3 separate regions of the Homo sapiens genome follow, and all the other regions are linked to region 2. A link is a loop called in an ENCODE intact Hi-C map of the cell type or tissue named here. Cell type or tissue: IMR-90. All regions are shown on one strand. Region 1 has its middle 4.2 kb from the start of COTL1. Region 2 holds the start of LOC124903735 (a long non-coding RNA gene). Region 3 overlaps COTL1 (coactosin like F-actin binding protein 1).

Region 1 (2,500 bases), 110 kb after region 2:
ACTCTGTCACCCAGGCTGGAGTACAGTGGTGCAATCTCAGCACACTGCAGCCTTGACCTCCCAGGCTCAAGCGATCCTCCCACCTCAGCCACTCAAGTAGCTGAGACTACAGGCACGTGCCACCACGCCTGGCTAATTTTTGTATTTTTTTGTAGAGACAGGTTTTTGCCATGTTGCCCAGGCTGGTCTGGAACTCCTGAGCTCAAGTGATCTGCCCGCCTTGGCCTTCCAAAGTGCTGGGATTAGAGTTGTGTGCCACCCGTATGGGGATTTTTGTAAAGCCCCCTGAGTGATGCTTACGTTCGACTGGGGCTGAAAGTCACTGCTATAGATAATAGATACACTTGTATGTGTGCAAAATATATCCAGGGTTATTCATTGAGCTTTACTTTTAAGGCAGAAGGTGAGGGCTAACCTGAGTCCCCATCAGTGAGGGGCTAGATGAATAGGTAATAACGCTGGTGAACCATGCACGACTATGAAGCTGTAAAAGAAAGAAAGGATGAGGACCCTCTCTAGATGCTGGTATGGAACATTCTACAAGATAGATCATGAATACGCAAAGCTAGCTACTGAATAGTGTGTTCAGAACAACACTACCTTTTGGGTAAAATGGGGTGGGTGTTAATATTGTATTTGTTTTGTTTTTTTCAGAGGGAGTCTCGCTCTGTCACTCAGGCTGGAGTGCAGTGGCGCGATCTCGGCTCACTGCAATCTCTGCCTCGCGGGTTCAAGTGATTCTCCTGCTTCAGCCTCCTGAGTAACTGGGACTACAGTGCACGTCACCACGCCCGGCTAATTTTTGTATTTTTAATAGAGACAGGGTTTCACCACGTTGGTCAGGCTGGTGTCGAACTCCTCATCTCAGGTGATCCGCCCGCCTTGGCCTCTCAAAGTGCTGGGATTACAGGCGTGAGCCACCACGCCCAGCCTGCATTTGTTTATATTGGCATTGGCATTGAAACTTCTGGTAGAGAACACAAGAGAAAACTAACAGTACCTGTGGTGGAGGTGAAGCAGAAAGTCAGGCAAAAAGGGTTAGGGATTGGGGTAGGAGGGTGGTGGGTGTTACTACATACCTTCTTGTTTTAGTTTAGTTCTCGACCACGTGAATGTATTATCTGTTCAGAATGCTAAACTACCACCCAGAAACGTGGCTGCCATACTGAATTCAATCCTCAGTCTCCATGGTTCAGCGTTCCTGGAGGAATCCTATGAATGTGTAGGGAACTGGGAAGCCCCACTTCAGTCCTCCTTTCATTGCTGTTCTCTTTCTAGTCATTGTTGCGATCGCCCTCTACTGGACCGAAAGTGTAAGGGATTGGTTTGAAAGAGAACCCTGATTTTGAGCACCTTGCTGTCCATTTGCCCAGCTAAAGGAGAAAAATAAACCTCATATCAGAAATAAATATTCTGTGTAAATATTTGTTTAAATTGCAATCCATGTGATATAAAACAATCTAATTCAATTCATGTTTCTTTAAGAGAAATCAAAGTATTTGACACTTAACTATGTGCTATGCACTGTGTTAAGAACTGGGGAAGTAGGCCAGGCGCAGTAATCCCAACAATTGGGAAGGCCGAAGCAGAAGGGTTGCTTCAGCCGAAAATTTGGAGACCAGGCTGGTCAACATGGCAAAGCCCTGTCTCTAAATAAAAATAAAAATAAAAGCTAGTCAGGAATGGTGGCAGGTGCCTGTAATCCCAACTCGCGAGAGGCTGAGGTGGGAAAATTGCTTGAACCAAAAAAGATCAAGGCTTCAGTGAGCTATGATCAGGCCACTGCACTCCAGCCTGGGCGACAGAGCAAGACTCTGTCTCAAAAAAAAAAAAAAAAAGGAATTGGGAATTGCTATAAATTAATCCATCCATTCATTCATTCTTTCCTGGCACTGAGCCTATTTCGTGTCCAAGGCGGGGTCACAAACTTACTTGCCTGTAGGGGGCAGGCATGGAATGTAAATGAACCAAGCACAGACCATGTAAGAAAATTTGTTCTGGAAAAGGTGATCCTCTCTGTTCTGTCTTCCTCCAGGTGAAAGTTTCATGCTCAGAGCAGCTTCCTCATCCAAAGAGAGTCACTGGTTCTCAGCTCTGCCATAGTTGCTATGCACAATGCCAAGCTTCTGGTTGTTTCAGCAAAGCAAAAAATCTGGATGTCTCTGAGAAATCTCTTATTCCTACATTTTGGTGATAAAAATGCACACAAGAGCTATTTGTGTGCAAATGTGAACTAGACTAATATCTCCCAGTCCTCTCAGGGCTTAAAGTCTATTATGGGTGACAAGCATTTACTTCACTGTGGACACTGTTGGTTGTCAGCAACAGAAAACTCAATTCAAATGGGCTTGAACAATGGAAAAAAAAAAAGTAAAGACCTGCTGACAAGAGTCCAGATGAAGGTGGAATTCAGGCATGGTTTACTCCTGGCTCTGTAGCTCTGCATGTCTCTACTTTGCCCTCCTTTGTGTATCAGTTTCATCTTCAAGCAAATTCTACC
Region 2 (2,500 bases):
CGAGGCGAGCAGATCACAATGTCAGGAGTTCGAAACCAGCCTGGCCAACATGGTGAAACCCTGTCTCTACTAAAAAACAAAAATTAGCCAGGGGCGGTGATGCACTCCTGTAATCCCAGCTACTCAGGAGGCTGAAAAAGGAGAATTGCTTGAACCCGGGAGGCAGAGTTTGCAGTGGGCCAAAATCACGCCACTGCACTCCAGCCTGAGTGACAGAGCCAGACTCCAACTCAAAAAAAAAAAAAAAAAAAATAGAGGATAGTGGCCAGGTGCAGTGGCTCCCAATGCTTTGGGAGACCAAGGCAGGAGGATTGCTTTAGTCCAGAAGTTCAAGACCAGTCTGGAGAACATATTGAGACCTTGTATCTTAGACAAAAATTAGCCTGGCATGGTGGTGCATGAATTTTAAATTCATGAATAGCCTGTGGCCCCAGCTACTTGGGAGGCTAAGATAGGAGGATCACTTGAGCCTACGAGGTCAAGGCTGCAGTGAGCTATGATCGTACCACTGTACTCCAGCCTCGGCAACAGAGTGAGATCCTGTCAAAAAAAAAAAAAAAAAAGCCCAGCTAAGTTTGAGTTTCAAATACTTTTTTTTTAGTAGAAAAAGACCCCAATATTGCATGAGATGTAATTATACTAAAAAAGTGTTCACTCTTTATCTGAAATGCAAACTTAGCTTGGCATCCTGTTATCTGGCAATCCTCATCAAAAACAGCAGCTACATGGAAGGAGGGTAGCAGGGAAGAGAAAAACCACAGTCCCTGCTGCCCCAGTAGGCTCTTGGGGGCATGGGGGAAAGCTAATGGTAAGTCAGCATCCACATTTTACTACCTGGGACCGAACATTTTAAATTCATGAATAGAGACTGCTTTTGATCTAAAGTGGTACCAGGAACTAATTCCCTAGGAATAGTCAAAAAAAAAAAAAAAAAATCACGGGAAAGGTCTGGGCTTTTCATAGCGTAGAAAGAAGGGACAAGAGGGCAGCCCTCTTCCCGCGTTCCCACTGAGCAGGTTTGAGGGGCAGCAGGAAACAAGGCTGACTGCATTGTGGCACCCCTCCAGGCTGCCTTGGACGAGTTAAGATGGGATCCGTCAGCTTGGTCCCTAACCCCAGGTAAAGATGGAACAGATGCTGGCTGTGACCAGGAGTCCTGAATTTGCCTTGCACCATTTCCCTCCACCGGACTGGGAGCCACTGCGGGGCAGGAAGCTGCCTTTTCCATTTCCCAAGACCGGAATCAATCACAGCGGCTCATCGCATCATGCATCCTCTGCAATGGTTCCTTCCTTTCCAGGGAGGTTGGTCACGGCCAATGCTGTCCTGTGTCCACCAGGTGGCGCTCGCGATCACCGCAAAACACATGGCTACCGTGATGGTTTTTAAATAAGAAATCTTACAATGGTTTTAGACATAAAGGACTGTTGAGAATATGATAGAGAGTTCGTGTGCGACCCGCACCCTGTTCCACTGCGCCTTAACATCTGACATGACTCTGGTCCATCTGTCACCATGAAGGAGCCAATTCATATATGAGTAAGTCACCTGCATTTTATTCACTCTTCCTTCGTGTTTGCCTAATGTCCTTTTCTACCCCAGGTCCCACGAGACATTTAGCCATCAGGTGTCCCCAGGCTGCTCCTGGCTCTCGCGGTTGCTCAGACTCTTTGTTTCTGATGCTCTTGACAATTTGAGGAGTCCTGGTCAGGGATTCAGTCAAGTGTCCCCCACTATTGTGATTTAGCTGATGGTCTCCTCGTGATTGGACGGGGGTATGGGTCTGGGAGACAGACCCCAGAGGTGAAGTGGCCCTTCTCGTCACATCGTTTCAAGGGCCAGAACTATCAGTGTGGCTCACGGCCGTCGATGTCGCCCTTGAGTACCTGGCTGAGGTGGCACCTGTCCGCCTCTCCTGCTATGAGGCTGCCCTTCCACTCCCCTTCTATTCTGTACTCTTGGATCATTTTTTGGCTTTTGGAAACCATTTCCTGAACGCTTGGCCATTGGAGCACTGAGTTCGGTTAGGACAGTGGAGGTAGGGGTGAGAATTGGGGGACAGGGTGCTGGTCACATGGTGTGAGAACAAAGTGGAAACTTACAACCAGGGGGAAGGGCCCAGCGGTTTTCAAAGTTAGGGCACCCAATAGTAACTTAGGGTTCTTGCCTCTTCCCACCTCTGAATTACCCAGGTAAAACTTAAGTCAGGATCCTTTCAGAGGTGATAGGAAATGTGATCTGAGAGGCCAAAATAGATGCCCCTGTATCAGCTAAGATGGACCATAAGGTTAAGGAAACAAAGTTACCTGTGGTTCCAGTGTTCAAGGTTCAGGGCCCAGCTGGCATGGGAAATTAATTAATTTTTTTCTTTTTTGAGACAGAGTCTCACTGTCATCCAGGCTGGAGTACAATGGCGTGCTCTCGGCTCACTGCAACCTCCGCCTCCCAGGTTCAAGCAATTCTCCCACCTCAAACTCCTGAGTAGCTGGGATTATAGGCA
Region 3 (2,500 bases), 72 kb after region 2:
GGGTTCAAGCAATTCTCGTGCCTCAGCCTCCTGAGTAGCTGGTAGCTGGGATTACAGGCACATGCCACCATATCCAGCTAATTTTTGTATTTTTAGTAGAGACGGGGTTTTACTATGTTGGCCAGGTTGGTCGCGAACTCCTGACCTCAAGTGATCCACCCACCTCGGCCTCCCAAAGTGCTGGGATTACAGGCATGAGCCACTGCGCCCAGCCCATTTCTTAATTTTTAAAAATTATGTTAAAACAGAGATGCAGTCTCACAATGTTGCCCAGGCTGGTTTCAGGCTCCTGAGCTCAAGCAATCCACCTGCTCCAGCCTCAAAAAGTACTAGGATTACAGGCATAAGCCATGGCGCCCGGCCTCATTTCTTCATTTCTTAGCCCTTGTTATGTGCTAGCACACAGTAATCTTCCAGCACTAGGAGTACAATCACAAAGCAGCCATGGCTTCTGCCTTTTAGGAGATTATTTCCTTGTTAGTTACTTAATTATAATTCCTTAATTATAATACTATCTAGACCATAGTAGATACAGATATAGGCACAATTAATTCTGATTGAGGCTGGTAGGAGAATGGGGTAAGAAATCCGGGTTTTGAAGGATGAATAGTTCACCAGGCATCAAAATGGAGAAGCCCTTTTCACACCTACTGCTTTTCTTTAATCATTCCAACCACTCTGTGAAATTTTACATTCTCTTTTTCCTAAGTGAAAACACAGAAATTCTAGTGATAAATACCTGCCCAAAGTCCTACACCTGTGAGCTGATGGCGCCAGAATATCAACTTGAGTCTCACTCCCCTACACGCCGTAACTTTCTCCATTTCACACAGCAGCACTTTTTTAAAGTAAGCACAGAGCAAAAAAGTTCACGTTCCAGTTTAAAGCTTCCACCATCAAGGAAGATCGAGAATCAGGAAATTTAAAAACTAATTTCATGTGCAACACGAGTCTACAAAAGGAGCATCCAGCCCTGCTTGCGGCCTTCGAACCTCTTCCCTGGTGCCAGAAGCCTTGGGAAATGTGCAGTGTGGTGAAGTGGCCGTGTCGGGGCTCTGAGCCCACAGCCTGGATTCCAGGCATAGCTTTGCCATGTCCAAGCACCCGGACCTTGAGCAAGTTACTCAGCTTCTTCGGATCCCAAGCTCCTCATCTATAAAACAGGGCAAGTGGCAGACCTGGCCTCGTGAAGGACAAATGATTTAATACACGGAAAGTCCTTCACAGAGTGTCAGGCACATAGTAGGGCCACAATAAAACTATTGTTATTCATATTATTGCCACATTGGTACCCAAAAGAGGCCCTCAGAGGGGAGGGGTGGCTAAATCTGGTCCCAGAAATGAAGCCGATCCTGCCCCTGGGGTTTATTTTTATTTATTTATTTACTTATTTTTGAGACAGGGTTTTCCTCTGTCACCCAGGCTGGAATGCAATGACACGAGCACAGCTCATGCAGCCTCCAACTCCTGGGCTCAAGCGATCCTCCCACCTCAGACTCCTGAGTAGCTGGGACAACAGGCATGCGACACCATGCCCCAGCTAATTTTTTTTTGTTTTTAGTAGAGACGAGGTCCCACTATGTTGACCAGGCTGGTCTCCAACTCCTGGGCTCAAGCAATCCTCCTGCCTTGGTCTCCCAAAATGTTGGGATTACAGGTGTGCGCCACTAAGCCTGGTTAGTCCTGGGGCTCAGAAGCTATCAGAATAGACTCCAATTGGCTAGTTCACACCATCCCTGGCACGTCCATCCTTCCCACCTCCACTTCTCCTTGGAGGCAGCAGCCTCTGTTGTCCTCTGTTCCTGAAAGCTGAGCTGCATGCCTTCTGGATTCCTGGCTCCGTGAACGTTCATATTATGTTAAAGAATCAATAAAAGGATCAGGTGAATGAACCCATCCTGCAAGACAAGCATGATGCAGCACTGACCAAGCATGGCTCTAAATCAAGAGAGCCTGGCCCTGGCACATCGCAGGTCACTACCAGCGGTCACTGCATTGTCCCCACAATCCTGCAGAGACACGAGAACGATAGGAGCGAGGTTCTGTCCTGGGCACCAGCCGGGTACTTCTGTGTGGCAGACAACAGCTGTGGCCAGCCAGCCGTGCGTGCTGTGCGTTCAGCGCATTCCCCGGACTGGAGTCTGGGCATCGCAATCGCCCTGCCCAGCTTGCCTGGCAGCCCCTGCTGCCCCGTGGCCTTGCTGGCATTTGTCTTGTTTTGTCTTGTTTTCCCCCAGCCACAGACGCCTCTCAGTTTCTCAGGCTCTGAATACAGATTAAAGAGGATCAGAGTTGAACTTCACTCCTAATTCTTCCAGGCTCTAGCCCCAGCTCTATCACTCATTAACTGTGAGTTTAGGGCAGGTCCTAGCACTGCTGTGGGCCTCAGTTTCCCCATATGCTGATGCACCTGTGTGCCGGCCACAGGTGAAGTATGAGCTTTTTGAGGTCAGCGCTGGCAAGTGTGGGTGAGGCCAGACCCTTCCTGTGTGGCTGACGG

The links. Hi-C counts contacts between places; a loop is a spot of excess contacts. Peaks named below come from ENCODE experiments on the same cell type or tissue, not always from the same donor. Only the 100,000 strongest peaks of a DNase experiment are listed, where the experiment ranks them.
Region 1: a loop joins it to region 2, with 13 times the contacts of the local background. A loop is called at or near these places in 108 of 110 quality-filtered maps.
Region 3: it touches region 2 in a loop (3-fold over the local background); 8 of 110 quality-filtered maps call a loop at or near these places.

The regions. Positions count from the first base shown.
Region 1 is chr16:84,621,024-84,623,523 of GRCh38, forward strand. No RefSeq gene overlaps it. Among named protein-coding and RNA genes, the nearest start is that of COTL1, 4.2 kb to the left of the region's middle. In IMR-90, CTCF peaks have their summits at 1,300 (motif pointing left) and 1,936 (motif pointing right); DNase peaks (open chromatin) are centred at 1,278 and 1,938; H3K27ac peaks cover 261 bases.
Region 2 is chr16:84,510,184-84,512,683 of GRCh38, forward strand. LOC124903735 (a long non-coding RNA gene) reads left to right here and starts at 560. Exons shown (of 2, transcript XR_007065148.1): 1 at 560-1,539. RefSeq lists enhancers at 1-114, 1,063-1,112, 1,203-1,262, 1,543-1,672. In IMR-90, a CTCF peak has its summit at 1,335 (motif pointing right); a DNase peak (open chromatin) is centred at 1,308.
Region 3 is chr16:84,582,081-84,584,580 of GRCh38, forward strand. The region is part of intron 3 of COTL1 (coactosin like F-actin binding protein 1); the gene reads right to left. Among named protein-coding and RNA genes, the nearest start is that of COTL1, 35 kb to the right of the region's middle. RefSeq lists an enhancer at 1,618-2,123. In IMR-90, no CTCF peak of the experiment used is centred here; a DNase peak (open chromatin) is centred at 1,071.